Linked DNA regions of Homo sapiens: region 2 is linked to region 1. A link is an interaction called in ENCODE POLR2A ChIA-PET data of the cell type or tissue named here. Cell type or tissue: PC-9. All regions are shown on one strand. Links, peaks and the distances in the headings refer to the core of each region. The heading gives the core; the rest is flanking DNA. Region 1 has its middle 31 kb from the start of EMP1. Region 2 overlaps EMP1 (epithelial membrane protein 1).

What was found. Peaks named below come from ENCODE experiments on the same cell type or tissue, not always from the same donor. Only the 100,000 strongest peaks of a DNase experiment are listed, where the experiment ranks them.
Region 2: POLR2A ChIA-PET joins it to region 1 with 17 read pairs; 7 of 35 experiments call an interaction of 5 or more read pairs at or near these places.

What each region holds. Positions count from the first base shown.
Region 1 is chr12:13,161,223-13,169,899 of GRCh38, reverse strand. No RefSeq gene overlaps it. Among named protein-coding and RNA genes, the nearest start is that of EMP1, 31 kb to the left of the region's middle. RefSeq lists enhancers at 4,031-4,325, 3,455-4,654. In PC-9, for the core only: a CTCF peak has its summit at 8,362; DNase peaks (open chromatin) are centred at 2,499, 4,219 and 5,799; H3K4me3 peaks cover 517 bases; H3K27ac peaks cover 6,229 bases.
Region 2 is chr12:13,219,739-13,228,415 of GRCh38, reverse strand. It overlaps EMP1 (epithelial membrane protein 1), which reads right to left. Exons shown (of 5, transcript NM_001423.3): 5 at 8,475-8,677. Among named protein-coding and RNA genes, the nearest start is that of EMP1, 27 kb to the right of the region's middle. In PC-9, for the core only: no CTCF peak of the experiment used is centred there; DNase peaks (open chromatin) are centred at 5,015 and 6,095; H3K27ac peaks cover 4,682 bases.

The DNA.
Region 1 (8,677 bases), core at 478-8,477:
TCCTTCAACTCTGGGGAATTCTCTTGTGATGTTTTTCTGTAATTCCTTCCCTCATCTGTTTGTCTTCATCTCTTTTTGGAGCTTCTATCAGTTAGATGTTGGTTCCCTGGATTAGTCTATGTGTTACCTTTTTTGTCCTTTTCTTTTTTATTTTTTTTTTAATCTCTGTCTTTTTATTTTACTTTTCCTCTATTTTATCCTCCAACTTTTTAATTATTGTTTTTATAGCATTCTTTTCTTTTAATTGATGTGATATCTTCATAAATGTCTCTGAATATACAAATTTGAGTTTCTTTCAAGTTCCTCATGTATCCTGAATTAACTTGTTTTCCTGTGGAGTCATTTCTCTTTTTCTTAATTGTGTTTCATAGTTTCTTTCAAATGCCTACCAGTTGGTGATGCAAGCAAAACTGGCTGAACTCAAAGTACACTGGAGGTCATGCAGACTACCCGGCTCCACTACAGGGTCAGTGGGAATGGAGCCTGGATGTGGCATCAGCTCCCACACCAGGAGCAGGTTGTTCAGTTTCTTTACAGAGGAGCAATCCATCCCCCATGATAGGGTAGAGAAGTGGGGAGTTTCAGCCCACATCTCACTCCTGTTCACCATCAAATCTAGAGTTTTTGAGTCCTCCAAATTGAGAATTTTGTAACCTTCCAGGTTTCTGCAGGAAAAATCAGCCCTTGCCAGCCACCTCCTGCCTGCACATCTCCTTCCCTGTGCCTTGCCCTGCCCACCCCACCCTATTAGCTCTTGGTCCTTTTGCCACTCCTGCAATCCACACAGCACACCATCACTAAGCCTCCAAAGATCCTCTCCACATTCTCTTGATTTCCAGAGAGAAGGTTCAGATCCCCTGGGACAGGGTGGGAGGTGTTGGGGGACAACCAGGAATCCTTACTATCAACATTGGATGTGGGGTAATAGAATAATTTTTTCAGTGTTGAAAGACAAACCTTCAACCTAGAATTTTAATTCCAATTAAACTGTCTTTAAATTTGGGGGCAAATTAATGTTATCTCAGGCACACGTAAAACCTCTTTCAATATTCTCTTAGAAGAAGTACTCCAGGAAGAAGTGAAATACATACAAGGGAATACTATGAGACTTATTTTTATTAAGAGTAAATAAATAAATACCATATAATTTTAATTTCTTTCTAAAAAAGAAGCAAAAGTGGAAGTTAGATTTAGAGAAGTAAAAGAATCACTAACCATACAGCAGATGCTCTCCAAAAAGACCAAAAAAAATGAAAGGGGAAAATACTTAAGGAAATAAATATTATTTCTTAGAATTAAAGAAAATGAGAGACTTCAATTGGGAAGACTTATGGAATGTTGTACAACACAGATGGGGAGAATGGTCCACACCTAGACACATTATAGTGAATTTATAAAGTACCAAAACTGGCAGAAGAAGAAATTGAAGGTTTGCATAGATAACCATTATAGAAATTAAAAAAGTAATCAGTTGACAAGGCTATTAAGTATAATCTCGCTTCCAAAACTGGATAAGAACAATACCCGAAAAATTATAGTATCTACATACATAGATAATTATATATCTAATATATGCAAAAACTCCTGCAAATCAACATGAAAAAGACTGGAGACCCCAAAGAACAATGGCAAAACATGTAATACACAAATTAGAGAATAGATAACAAGTAAGAGATGAGATATGTAACCCTCCTAGAAATCAGAAAAACACAAATTTAAAAACAATGATATACTATTTTACACACACCCAGTATACAAAGATTAGAAAGCCAGGTAATAGCAAGTTCTGGAGAAGATTCCAGGAAACAGGCTCATTCATTCACTGCTGGAGCGCAGCCATTCTGGAGAGCAACCAGGGAGTATTTAGTGAAATGAAGTACTCCTATGCCTTATGGCCCAACGATCCCACAGGCTGGTATACGCCCAGAGAAGCTCTTGCCAAAGCCATAGGGGCACATGCACGGGGTTCTTGTTCTGTCATTAGAATGCCATGAGTGAGTCAGGGGTACAGGTAGAGTGTGGAATAGGGAAGGGAGGTACAGAAGGGAAATGGAAGTGAAGATAAGGGATGAAAGGAAAAAAGCAAATGACCAAAATAAAACCAGAATGTGACCTTACACAGCCTACTAACAACAGTGTGGCTGAGGAATGTGTTTAGCTTGGCTGTCTGCATCTGAGGGTCCACAAAACAAAAATCACCACATGCAAGCATTGATTTACCACCTGATATCCTATCCTGGGTCAGGGAACTGGGTCAGGGAATTGGTGGTAGAAAAATAAATGAGCAGCTTCTGCCAGGCTTTGACTGAAGAGATGAGCTGGGGAATAGATGTGGCCTCCCAACAGGCTTCTTTCCTCACCTCTCCATTCATCTGGCCTAGTGGGAAAAAGAGAAGGCCTCACCCTCTATAAATAAACCCCTCCCTGGCCCTCAGTAATCTCTCCAGGTTTAGTTCATCCCAAGGCTGCAAGCCCGTTTCCCACCCAGACATCATTTCCTTCCACAGAGCCTTTGTGGAGCGGGTTCCTCAACCTGTGAGTCATCCCTGCCCATTTCACCCTGGAGTCAAACTGGATCAGTGTTGGGATTTGTCACCTGCACTCACTAGAGCATGGCCACAGCCATCTCCAAGCCTCTGACCTGCGTGTGCAGGAAGGGCTAAGGAACCAGGCAGAGGTGAAAGCCTGCGTTTCCCAGGGAAAAGAAATTACTCTAACATCAATAACATCTATCTCTCCTAGGTAATCAAACTGAGCACCTGGATAAAGAAACCCCACCTCCCACAGTCCCAATAAGGACCGGAAATTGGCTTGTTGAAGTGACGCAGGAAAATGGAGCCGGCAGTGCAAAGGTGAACTCTAAGAGCTGGTGAAGTTACAAGGAATAGGTTTTAGTAGAAACATTGCTGGCCCCTTTTTCTCTGGCACATGCCTGCACCAGACATCTCTTTTAGGACCAAATCCTCTGTTACCCCTAGATTCCTATTTCATGGATCCTGCCTCTTATCCGGTTCCCTGGCTCAGAGACACACACTGAGCCATCTCCTGTGACCTACTTGGAAGGGGGACCCGCATCCTGGACTTCTCAAGACTTCACCCAGACCGTAAAGTGGCCCTAAGCCCTTTCCAGCTTGCTTGTTCTTAGGTACCAAATAGATAGTCAGTTTGTGGCACTCATTAAGCTTATGCTGTGGACAGAGCAGTGTAGTGAGGCCTTATGGAGAAAAACAATAGAAATAGAAGTTTTGGTCCCTCAGAGTATGTGAGTGAGTGTCAATGGGCCAACCTGTTAAATGCAAGCCATTATCCTCAGCACTTTCATATACATTCCTTCATTTATCTTCACAGTGACTCCAGGAGTTAGAGCCTCATTTTCTGATTTCCAGAGGAATAATCTGAACCTCTCCGAGATTGAGGAACCTGCCTCAAGTAACGGCTGGTAAGTGACATATCCAGGATTCCTGACTCCGAGGCCACAGCGCTTTTCACAACACCACAGTTGCATTAAAGAGAATCCATCCCACCTGCAAATACAGAGCACTGTGCCCTGAAATAGACTCAAAAGCGTTTTCAAAATAGCACATCAATAAGAACAAACGCATTAGAAAATAAACTCTGAGCCTGTGTGTTCTGGTCTCTTCTGTAGAAAGGAGGGGTTCAACAGTGAAAGATTCCTAAAAGAGGTAAATTTGAAACCTAGTTTGAAAGAACAGAGGCTACAGATAGGCAGAGAAGAGAAAATAAAGTTGGAATTAGCATCTTCTCTTAAGGTTATGTAGACATTCCTGCCATTGTGGAACAAATTTTCCACTCTGTCTACCAAAGTAAGAGGAATTATGCTTAAACATGGCAGGGTGGATTCAGGTTAGCATAAAAGACATTTCTGGTGATGAGGTGGTTAAATACCAAACTATTTCATTAAAGGAAGTGGTGAAATGTAGATTGTTTTTTTCCCCTCAGATGACTTTGGCTTACTCCTGGAGACAGGAGATGAACACAGCAACTCTGCAGACATCAACTGAAAACGGCAATTCTGGGGTTATAAGATAACTTTATTATGCTCATATAAAAAGGGTTCAGGGCAACCTGTATAATAACAAACTATTGCTCATCCCTAGACCCTCCCAAAGAGCCACTGCAAAGTAGTTTCTCACCTTTCCCATACCCTGACAAGCAGGAACCAGAAAGGGCCTGAGTCACCAGGTCACGTGACTGAAAGTGCAGCTGGGGCCTCTGTCTGCACTTGGCATGGCCGCATGAAACCAAAATTGCCTGTGCCCTGCAAGCTGAAGAGCACCAAGCAGTTACAGGTTATGTCAGGAAACCCAGGGCTGCCATCCAACTGCTGGAGCCGTCCCTGTTTGCAATGGAAGAAAAGGGTATTTGCAATTGCTCCTTCCCCACACTGTGGCTGCTGTTCAGGTGTTAGTTTCAGTTAGTTAGTTAGTTAGTTAGTTAGTTAGTTAGTTAGTTAGTTAGTTAGCTAGCTAGCTGGTTGGTTAGGTAGTTAATTGGCTAGTTGGTTAGTTAGGTGGTTAGTTAGCTGGTTGGTTAGTTAGTTAGCTAGTTTTGCAAATAGTATAAGGGCATGCTCCATCCCTAAGAAAATGATGCTTTTTCACAGACCTATTAATGATTGAACTGCCCCTTCAGGAAGGCAGGCCTTGAACCAGAAGTCCCCAAGAAGAAACTCTTCCCTTCCTGCTCTAATGATTTCCATTTTCCTAAGAATCCTGGACTCAGAGACTATTCGAGTTAGTAAGACCTTAGGCATTTATTTCAGTCTCGTTGTTTTCCAGGAAAGGAAGCTCAAGCCTAAAGGGATGAAGTGACTTGCCCAAGGTCACACATCTGGTCAGTGCCCTTCACCTGGGGTGAACCTTCACACATCCAAGGTGAAGACGAAGGAAGTCAGCCGTTTCCCTCTTGTGTTTCAAGCAATGAAGTTTGCTTAAGATTGGTGAATGTAGTCTTAGACATTTCTCCTTCCTCTTCATGCCCCACATACCAACACCACCAAACACATAACAATTGCCTGCTCTGCTTCTCTTTTCATGGGAAGATTTTCAATCTATAGGCACCATCAGTTCCTTCTAGCAGAAATGGAAATGGCTTCCTGACCCACGGACGGAGGTGGCTACCTTTGGCAACTCAGGCGGGATGGCTAATACAGGTGTTTTTCGTCATTCTCATCTCCCAAACCCCAGAGCCCACCTTCTCACCACCAAAGGAGATCAGTCAGATGCAGACCATGTGAGATGGCTGGAAGAGCCCGGGTTTTCAAATCAGCAGCCCTAGATACCATTAACTGCATGGCCTCTCTAGAGGCGCTTAGTGATTGGCATCTCTAAATTGGAGATGAAAATGCCGTGGTGCCATGAGAATGGAATGAGATCATATTTGGGGAAAGCCCTTTGGAAATGGTTATGAGAGGAAATGCCAGGGATTTTCATTACTGGCTTCAGGCTGCCCTAGGCTTGACCATGCAGTCGAGTTCACAGCCCAAAGGAAGGGTGTCTGCAGCTGGGCTGGGCCAGAGGTGGGGCTGGAGATTGGAAATGTGGGTTCCTCCACCTGTGTACATAAGAAAGCGCCTCTTCCAACAGCCCTCAGAGAGGGGCATGGACAGGGCCAGCAGTAGCCCAACTCCCAGAACGCAGCTGCCATGTGTCAGCCCTGAAGCTACCTTTTTTTCTCCTTTTTTTTTTTTTTTTTTTTTTTTTTTTGGTTCTCATAGGTCTGGAGCATTTGAAAGGGGCTGGTTCACTACTGGCCTGGCAGACAGGCAGCTTGCTCCAGGGCAACAACTCATGTTTTTCCCCAGTGTGAGCTTGTGCAAGTGGAGAATGCTGGGAATGTGAAGCCTGTTCCCTATTACTCCACTTCCTTTGCGCACTCAGTTTCCCCTCCCTCCTCAATTTCTTCCGCAGTCTTGATGAGAAATGATAGTCTCAGAGAGAGAGCAAGCTCTTTTACTCAAGTTAGCCACACCACCTATTTCATCTCTTCTGGAAAACTCCTCCCTCAATAAGCACGGCTGGCCCTGTATACTCCCTTTTCCCATTCAACTGCACCTTCAATTTCTCCTGTCCACAGACTTCCTCTGTGTTTATAAGCATGTACAGACTTCTAATAACTCGAGAAATGTTCCTTGATGTCTCCTCCACCATTCACTCTACTTACAATCCTATTCATATTTGCTTGCCATTGCCACACTTCTTCAATCAGTGGTCTGTACAAGCAGTCTCTTCTTTCCCGAAAATCAGTATTTTGTCCCACTTCGTGTTCTATAGAAACTCTACTCCCAGAGGTCAATGAGGAATTGTCTAAAGGTCAATGCCTAATTTTTGGTCTTCGTTCTTCCTCTGCAATGTTGATGTTCCATTCAGTGGGATCCACTTCTCCTCTGGCTTCTGTGACAGTACTCAACCCTCATGTCATCCCCGTCTGCTGCTCTGTCACCTTAATCAACTCCTCTTCTCTTTACTGCCTCCTTCAATAGACATGTGTCAATATGAAGTTCCCAGGGCCTCTGCTATTCTGTTTATTCTGTTTCTCTAGTTAATTCCACTTTCTTAAATGGATGGCTTTTCATTTTGAAAGCGTGTCCCAAATCTGTATCTCCGTATATGACTACTCTGACCTGCAAACGCCTATTGGATATGTTCCTCAGGGTCTTCGTAGTTATTTGATATATCTAAAATTAAATTCATCATCTTTCTGGATTCCCTGTTTCTGTTAATAATACTTCTCTCTCAATTACTCATTTGGAAGCTAAGCTTGAAAACCATTCCTAATTCCTTCACCTGTTTCATCCCCATGTTCAGTCAATCACCAAGTAAGTCAGCTCTTCTTTCTAACAAGTAAAAAGGAGAGTTCTAAAGCAATCTCCTTTCCTCCTTACTCATTTTATTTCTACTGACTTCACCCTCCATAGTTCAGATAAATTGTTTTTTTATTCATTCATTTAACAACTATGCATATATATCAAGTGTCTACTCTGAGCCAGGCTTTGTGCTAGGAATTAGGTAAGCAAAAACAGACTCAGACTTTCCCGATTCCAGCAACAGAATTTATAACCTGGGAGAAGAGACAAGCATCGCTCAGGAAAACTCTAATGAAAATAGAGCTATACACTGAAATTAGTACTCCTGAAAGAGAAGAACACAATTAAGGATTGAAACATCAAGTATGAGTAGAAATTGACTAGACAAATGGAGGTGTCCTGCTCAGAAGAGGAAGAAAGTTGCTTACTGATGGAACAATTTATTCTAAGACTATTTGGTTAAAAGGAATATAGGAGGTTCAGGAAACAGAGAGGCCAATGAGGCTGGAGCTGAGAGGGCAAGGGGTAAGATGAGACTGGAGAAGAAAGAAAGGGACAGACTATGTCAGGTCTAGTCAACCAAGGTAAGGTATTTGGTTGGACTCCATCCTAAGATCAATGAGGAGCAAAGGAAGAGTTGTTACTATTGCTCACTTTGACAGTAGCCACGGCCTCCTGCTGAGATTCTGGCTTTCCTTACTCCAATCTGTGTTGCATGTCATCACAAGCGTTTTCATGGGATAATCTGCTAATCTATCTCTCTACGTTTACTTCCCAACATCATCTTACACAATGTATACATCATAGCTAACCGGTCTACCCTTTGGTCCCTGGGCTATCTTGTGCTTTCCTGACCCTGAGATTTTGCTCACCTCCCATAGCCTCCTCTGCTTCAACTGCTGTCTACCACTCCCCTCTATCTCATGCCTGCCCCCTCATTGAAGGAATCATTTAAATCCAATATTTTCTGGAAATCATAAACCTAACTTAAACATGACTCTCCGTGCTTTCAATAACCATGATACTTATATTGCAAGAGCCTGGGCTTTAGGGCCACGGAGTCTTGGTTTGAGTGCTGATTTTGAGCAAATCACTTATTTCTGGAAGCCTCAGATATCTAATATATAAAATGGATAAAATTATTGTACTTATCATATAGAGTTGTTGGGAGAATTAAATCAGAATACATTTCTGAAGCATCTAAAAGAATACCTGGCACATAGCAAACACTGAATACATGTTACTTACAGGCCCCCTTCTCATTCTCTTACTTTTCAAAAGAAATGATAGGCTTTCTGAAGAAAGGGACTATGTGTTATTTATCTTTATTTCTACACCTGACATAATAGATCTCCAACCCATAACATTGAAGGATTGAAGATGTTGAATGAATGCTGAAAAATGTTAGAGAATTGTTTAATGATGTGGAATGCAATATTAGAAAATCTTTTCATTAACACACCACATTAGTAGATTAAAGGGAGAAATCTGATCATCTCATAGATGGAAAACAGCCAAAATTTAACTTTGTCATGAAAAACATCTTATCAACAGTAAAACATTTATGCCTATCCAATGAAGAAAAAAGAAAAAACGTAACAGTCTTAATCTCAAAAGTGTATTCACTAAAACACTATAGGTAACATTATATTCGATGGTAAAATCTTAAAAGCAATTGCATTAAAGTCAGGAGTAAGACAATAATGCTTATATCAACATTTCCAGTCAGTCCTAGACAGTGAAATAAGACAAGGATTAGAAAAAGAAATGCACAAAGTAAAAAAAAGAATTTACAAAACTGCCCCTACTGGCAGAGGAGAGGAGTGTCTATAGAAAATCTACATTAAAAAT
Region 2 (8,677 bases), core at 162-8,161, 59 kb before region 1:
TGGGAACTCCAGGTACTCTGGAGGCTGAGGCAGGAGGATCCCTTGAGCCCAGGAGTTCAAGACCAGCCTGGGTAACATAGTGAGACTCTTTCTTAAATTAAAAAAGAGAAAAACCTCGATAACATTAAGTGAGGACTTCATGTAATCAATATTTAATAGTATTTGATAAAGTGTCTTTGCTCTGAAAAAGCATTGGTTTTTTCAGAGCATACCAATACCATACCAATACCATACTGTCAAAAATGTCCAGAATCAGTGGCTTCTGTACTGCAGGGACTGTAGGAAATTAGAATTTTCCAAGAAAATTGGGGGTGGGGTGGGTGTAGGGCACCTTCCTGAGAATGAGAATCATCAACATCAAGGGAAGGATGAAAGCCTACGGTGGTCAGTTCATGCCTTTCTCCAGGCAGCCCACTGAAATCATTCCAGAATGGTTGAAATTCTGCTGTGATGATGCGTCTCCTTAGATTACAGGGCACTTCATCAATAACCCATAACAGACCTATAATAATACAACAACGTTCCTTGCCAATAAATTCCCACTCTATACCCTCTCTTCCCAATATTTCAGTGTAAGCCCATTTCTCCTTCAGTAGAACCTAGGATTCTTTTATCCTTTCATTGGTCTAATGTAATGTTACTCAGTGTCTATGAACCAGGCAACGTGTCTGGTTCTGGGAAAACAGAGGAGACAAAAGTCCTAGAACAAGCACTCAAGTTACTTACAGTCAAAGGAGGTGTGCTTGGTGTTGATTGGATTATGTCTCAGAAGTCTGTGTGATCTGGCTCTAAGTCACAGCCCCTCAAACCATCAAACCATCATTTATTTGCCTGAAAGCCCTGAAGTCTTATAAGGTTCTCCTGGTTGCCCTCTTCCTCCCCTCTGCCTTTCAAAATAATCGTTATTACATCTGGCAGGAGGTTCTCCCCCCATCTGAGTGCTCCTCACAGGTTAGTCTGTAGGTTGGCCAGGTGAACCCGCAGTTAGCGAGCAGGGAGTAGAGAAGGGGCCGGAAGAGCCAGCTCCTCCCTCTGTGATTGCAATGCCCCTAGACCACTGGAGCAGTGTGGTGTGTATATTCTCTCTGCCATCATGACTCGAGACTCGCATCTGAACTTGTCCTAGAAAGTATCACATAGCTGTCTCAGGTAAGCAGCAACAGAAGTGCTGTCTATGTGTGTGTGATGGACAGGCTGCAAGAAGTCTCCTCCAATGCGTTTGTACATTTCTCCTGATTGCCAGCCTAATCAGCAGCTATAAAACAGGAGCACCATCTAAGAGCAGACTTCTTAGCTCAAGTTTTGGGAAATTAGTCTATTTTTTGTAACAGGGAGGGGTGGATATAAATAAGGAAAAGACTAAAAAATTAATAAACACTAAAGATCAACAACTGCCATAAAACAGCAAAAATATCCCAGAAGACTTTTTCCTTTATTATTTTTTCAGGAGTGAAATTTCAAGTTAGTATATGTAAATATCTTACTTGGTGGAACATGATGAATTTGTTTAAAAAAGAAATGACGAGAATTGTTGCTGACCTCATTGGAAGAAATGGCTTTTGTAAAATCTTTTTTATTTTTGTATTTCAAATTTGGTTGCTCTGGAATACATGTCTGTGAGCCAAATGGCACTGAGAAAGACTCTGCCCTTGAAATTTAGTATTAAGAGATTCTTAACGGTTTTTAAAGGCAGTTTAGCTCTTTTTTTTAAATTTTATTTTCATCCATTTTGTGGTCCAAAGGCTGTCCTTTGACAAAACAAACTATGTTAATCATCATTAGAAAAGTTAGAGAAAGTCAATGGTAGAGAAGAAAATTCAGACACTAATGGTGAATTACCTACCACCTTTTTAAGTGGCCTGATATTTATCACCATACATTTAGGGTATATATGGCAAAGACAGAAACTTAGACCCACAGGGAGAAAGAAAATTTATAAACAACTAAAGTTCAAACCATGCAATTGGAAAAACAGCATCTGTCCCTCTCATTGAAGGCTTCTCATAATTTACTGCAGAGTAACAGCAAGTATTGATTTCTGCCCTTCAGCTTCTTGAACTGTCATTTATCACTGTTTACCTCCCACAAACTTCGTGTCAGAAAACCACTGTTCATCAGGCTTTTTCATAACAACACATAAAGAGCTACAGAAAAAGCGGAGACTTCAACTAGCTTCATTCTGGCATCTCAATGCCTTCCTCGGCCAATCAGTGTTCAGGTTCCTCCTAGAGCCCAGTTTTCCTCTCCAGGGCCAAATAGTAGATTCTACACAGGAGATCCTGGTAGAAATTCTTTCCTTACTTCTGGCTCCATCCAAATATTTCTTTTTTTCCAGCGTTATGAGGCTTTCTAGGCTGTCTGTGAAGAGCTTCTTTGAGAAGACAATTAAACTTTCTGTGTTAAGAGAGTAGCCAAGTCTCCAATCCCTTCACTAAAAGCATTCCAGAGATGTCCCAGTTTCGTCAAAGGGCCTAGATCCATTATCATCTACAGATTAAGTCCATTCCTTGTGAAACTCATTTAATCAAATTATTTGGTAGAATCATGGTGCTAGAAAGATCTTTGAGAAATCCATTGGTAAAGCCTCAAGCTCTCAAAACATTCGACGCCCAAAATAGAGGAGAAAACAGCTGTCTTTCTAAGGAAAAATTTCAAAGAACTGGGAGAGGCTGCCTGGAGTTCCGTTTGGGGGATTTTATATGGCTGGCCCAAGCCCTGCAGGAAAAAATGTTGTGATTAATTAGTAACGATATAGGAAAGGGTAAAAGGTTGATTCTGGCCTGACTTATCCAAAACGAGGCATTTTCTCTTCTTTTAGCTTTGCTCGCAATCTTTCTCCATCATATGTTGTTTCTGTTAACCATGTCTTATAAAAACCTTGCAGAATCACGCTCTACTTTAGTCTTCTCTTCTGGAAACAGCAACAAACCTTTTTATCTTTCATCCTGGAACCTATTATCCAACCCTTTAATCATCTTGGTTGCTTGTTTCTGCAATCACTCTAATTTCTTCACATCTCTTTGAACGGTGGTGACCAACACTGAACATAGTACTCTATAACTCAGACCATAATCTGACTAATGCAGAATCTAAAGGAATGATTGCCTCTCATCTTCATATTTCTTCATATGTCCTGGTATTACATGGGGTTTTTCATAATATTCTTTGATTTACATCCATGACAGGTCACTGTTACCTGTGTTCAGACATCATTCCAGATCTCTTGCTAATGAGATTGTTCAGAGATTTCACATCAAAATAATTTGCCCAATGGAAGTCTCTGTTTTGAGGGATAGGGAAGTTTGCACAAACGTAAAAGATGTTTTTAAAAAAAGAAAAAAGACAGCCATTTTAAAACTAAAGCAGATGTTTAAAATGTTGAAAAGGGAAATTTAGTAAAAGGCCAACATTTTTGAAAAGCAAATTTTAGCAAATTAGATATTTTAAACAAGAAGTTTCATGGGATACTAAATTAAAACTCCAAGTGTGTCCCAGATCCATGCCCTGTCCTCCCATCACCCTCCCATGTCCACCCCTACAGGATCCAGGTTGGAACTAACACAAGGAGAAAGTGTGATGCTAATTTGGGGGAGCTAAAATTGGTAATAAAACAATTTAAAAGTAAAATTTAAAACAAAAGACAGCTGAATTCAAACAGATATAAGGTCAGTCCCAAGTGAGTTGACCCAGGCTGATGGAAGTGCTATGAAAAGCTTACCTAGCTAGAGGCTAAATGTGGGAAATGTGCAGCCTCCTAGAGACTTACATTTGTGGGTGCTCTGGGGAACCCCCAGGATCCCTCTGGAAAGTAACCCTTCACAAGTAACCTAAGACATCTTTAGACTAAGGAGCAAGATACTTAAATGTCCAGCCAGCTCCTTGTACTTAACATGTCTAGATCTGAGTTTATAATCTTCCCCCTCAAATTCTTCCTCCAGCTTCCCTCTTTTGTTCATGGCGTGGCCAGTTCCCCCAACTCCAGTCTGGTAAATCAGAGTAATCTTTGTTGCCTTCTCCCTGAAATCTTGCTGAATCACATGACATCTAAATCATACCTTTTGTATTATATTCATCTCTTCCATTCCCATCCCACCCACTTTGTCCAGTTCTTATTACCTCTTCCCTCAAGTACTACAGTAGCCTCCCAACTATTTCTCCACCTTCTTCACTTCTCCTGCAACCCCCTGTATAATCTGCCAAATTCATCCTTTCAGAGCACATTCCAGTTATATCATTGCTCAAAAACGTTTTAGGAATTCCCATTATCCTTCCAAATCATTGTGAAATTCCTAACCCTGAGAGTCAAGACCTTCTGCAGTAAAGCCCCCAGTCTACCTTTCCAAATGGGTCACTTGCTCCAGCCAGCTTTTCCATCGCTATGATTTCGTTGGCTGATCTTTCAACTTCCAACTTCTTTACAACTTCCAACATTTTATTCACCCTTAAAGTTCATCTTAAATGTATGCACAGCTGGATGAGGACCAGAGCCTATTCAGCTACTTTAAATAAATGCAATGCTCTAAAGCAGAGGTCATTCTGCCCAGGCCTAAGGGCTGTACTACTTAGGAAACCCATGGATGTTTTAGGAGAATTTTATGAAAAAAATATATATGTGTACACTTTTACAGAGAGGGCTTTAATCACTTTTAATGACCCTAAAAATAGTAACAGACAACCCCCAGAGGCACATTTCCTCCCTTCTCTCTCAGCATCAATGGCACTCCGCCTGCATTGGAACCACCTGTCCAATTCCCCGAAACAGTGAGTGCCACAGGGGACCGGTTCTGTCACCCGTGATGATGTGTCCCAGCACCTTCCCCAGCCCTTCTCACACAATTATATTGAACATCTGCTAATTGCCAGGCATCCTGCTAAATGCTGAAGGAAAGGAAATGAAATATGAGTTCCCTGCCCTCTTGTAGCTCATGGTCCAGTGAGAGAAGCATGCAGTTTAACCCACTATTCAAATATTCTGTGACAAATGCTCTGATGAAATACACATATGATATTATGTAAACATTGACAAAGCTCATTTCAGTAGGGCCTGGGGCATCAGGCCACCCTTTTGGAGATGAGGAATGTGCTCTGATCCTGTGAAATCAGGATGAGTTAGCCGGATACCAGGGGAAGGACCTTCAGAAAAACAAATGACATGTGGGGAAAACCCCCACAACATGGTATAAGTGTGTGTTTTAGCCCTGGGATAGAGTGGCCATGGGGGAAAAGGCAGCAATAGACAAGTTCTGAATTTTATCCTGCACAACCTGAAGGAGAAAATGAAGGATTAAAAGCAGGAGAATGGCACGCTCATATTTGCACTGCAAGAAAATCAGTTTTTGCAACAGAGTGGAAAATTAGTTGGAGCAGTGAATTCTTATGAGCCTATTCAGCTACTTTAAATAAATGCAATTAAAGGTCTAAACTAAGATCACACTGAAGGGAATGGAAAGAAAGGGAAAGAATCTAGAAATATTTGGGAATTAGAATCACCAAGATACAGTTATTAATTAAATGTGAAGAATGGGGGAGAAGGAGGAATGGTGAGTGACGCTTGGATATCTGGCCTGTAATTCTAAGTGATAGGTGGCTATTTCCTGAGATGGGGAAGTCAAAGAAAGGGAGGAGAACTTCAGGGGTTCAGTTGAATTTGTAGTTCTTACGGCCCTGGCTTCAGAAAGCTGATCTGAGTCTAGATGCAGTTTTTGGATTCATTCCAATATAGGTGATCATTCATTATAGGAATTTTAATTAAATCCCATGCAAAATACAAAGATACAATAAGCAGCAGGCAAAAAAAAAAAAAACAAAAAGGTACAGGCTAAGAGTGCCCATTGGATTGGAGAATATAAAGTGAATCTTGATCCTCAGCAGAGCTATCACTTTGGAGTGCTGAGGGCAGAAGCTGATTGGCTCCAGGGAGGCCCGAGGTGAGGGAGTGGGAAGAGAGGCCTGAGCCTTGCACCCTTAGATCAGGCGGGAGGCCTTCTCTAGGCCTGTGCTTTCCTGGCTTTGCTCCAACCCTCCTCCAGCCACACCCTCCCGGGGGCAAGAAGTCCTTGGGCTCAGGACCAAAGGAGCACACCCACCTGGAGGCCACACCCTGCTGCCAGACTGCATTTTGATTGCTCGTGCTGCCAAAGTCCCTGGCCAAATGTCCTCATGCTCATGACTAAGCCCCTCTCCCTGGGCCTGTCAAATAGAGAGTGGACTGTGTTATGGGATGGCCTATGAGATGGCCCAGGGGCAGCTGTCTGCAAGATGGGGCATGGGTGAGGGCTGTTCTCAGATGTGTGGGCCGGAGTACCCACTCATATGCACTCCGTGTCTCTCATGGTGGGAGATGGGGCAGAGGAGGAAGGGAGAAGAAAGTCAAGCTATGAGCAGAGAGCCTGACACCCACTCCCCCAGTAAGCCGACTTCTACCCCAGGACTACAAGGAGTCTGAGTTTTTTCAATTTAACCTGACCTTCTAGGTATTTCTATCAAGGTAGGACAATAGAACACTTTTATTTAATGGCTTGTTAACTTGATATTACAACTTTCAAATATGTAGATATATGGTGTGCCTCTATGTGAGCTCTTACCCTTGACCCCAGAGACAGGGCCTGGTGGAGACGGATAATAAGAGACCAAGAGGCAAAGTATTAGTATAGAGAGGAGTGATTTTTTTGTTGTTGTTTGTGTGTTTTCTTTTGCTTAAGATATGGTAAACTTAAGCATATTTTACCCACAAGACAAAATCTCCAGTAGAGATATAGGGAGAAGAAGAATAACAATAGAGCATCCTTGAAGAGCTAAGAGAGCACAGCCTTCTGGCCAGGCACGGTGGCTCACACGTGTAATCCCAGCACTTTGGGAGGGCCGAGGTGGGTGGATCACTTGAGGTCAGGAGTTGGAGACCAGCCTGGCCAACATCTCTACTAAAAATACAAAATATAAAATTGAGCCAGGTGTGGTAGCACACGCTTATAATCCCAACTACTTGGGGGGCTGAGGTAAGAGAATTGCTTGAACCCAGGAGGAGGAGGTTTCAGTGAGCAGAGATGGCGCCACTGTCCTCCAGCATGGGTGACAGAGCAAGACTCCATCTGGAAAATAAAAAAGAGCATGGAGTTCAAAACTGGTGGTAGTGGGTGTTAGCTCCAGAAATTAGGAGCCACGCACGTTCCTCTGAATTAGGAAGAGTGGTTCTGGGGAATAAGGACGTCCAGGGTAAGGTCAAGAGAATGACCGGCTGAAATGAACCTAAGCTGAGCAATGAATAATTGTCTGCATTTATCTTTTATCTGTCCTTCCAGGAGCTCTGACAAGTACTAAATACAATGAGACGTAAAGAATTTAAATTATTCTGGGGAAAGAAATTAGTAGTCAGTTCTGGTATGCCATGTTGAAGTAAATTTCATAAGTGAGTATATGGAAAGAAATCTGGAGTTCAATATCACTGCCAGAATATTGCCTTGCTTTTTTAAAACAAGGTGACTAAATGTCAGACTAATTAGTGTAATCCATTTCACCCATAAATCTAGCACTATAATTCTCAAACTTGATTTTGCAACCCTAGTAACCTCAAGAGCTACTGCAAAACTATATCCAAATACTCAAAACAGGTTTACTTTTGATTCACCTTAAAAATTATAAGGACACATGTGCTCAATGTCAGCTTTTTATAAGACAGAGGAGAAGTGGTGAAATCAAATTAAAAATAGTACGATTTCATAATGCCCAAAAGCCTGTAAATGTCTATACTAAGGAGTTGGAATCATTCAAAATTCCCAGATAAACTGAATTTAAGCATTGATACATGATATGGTTTGGCTGTTCCCCCACCCAAATCTCATCTTGAATTGTAATCCCCCAAATCCCCATGTGTTGAGGGAGGGACCCCGTGGAAGGTGATTGGATCATGAGGGTGGTTCCCTCATGCTGTTCTTGGGATAGTGGGTTCTATAAAATTTATGGTTTTATAATGCAGTTTTCCCTTCTCTTGCATGCTCTCTCTCCCCTGTCACCATGTAAGACGTACCTCTTCCCCTTTTGCCATGATTATAAGTTTCCTGAAGCCTCCCCAGCCATGCAGAACTGTGAGTCAATTAAACCTCTTTTCTTTATAAATTACCCAGTCTCGGGTATGTCTTTATAGCAGTGTGAAGACGGACTAATACAATATGCTAATGCAAGTGGGAAAACTAAGATTGATTTTGGAATGAAACATGCAGTCTCAACTTAAGAACACCCAATTTACAAAACTATATATATCCAGACAGAGTCATACTGAATGCCATGTTCTCCCACATCAATGTCAAATGCTTAGCATGGCCAGCAAAAAGCTGTTCCTTTGCTGTAATGCAACCGTGTCTTCTGAATATGGATCCATATTCACTTTCCATCTTATCCTCCATCAGACACACTCTTCTTTTCCTAAAGCATTTGCAGGGCAACAGAGGGTTCCAGGTTTCAGAATTTAAACAGTCGTATCTCATTGAAAATAAGTTTAATGATTATTAAGTTTCCAAGCTAGATTACAGAAGTCTTTTTAGCCCATATCATAAATAAAATAGTTCTGAATTTTTCGTATGGAAAAATATACTCTGAGTTCCAAGCAAACAACTTAAGAAAATTTTTAGAACTAACACATTCCTATATTGGGAAGAGCTCAAAAGTCTGTTCTTCCTCCCCA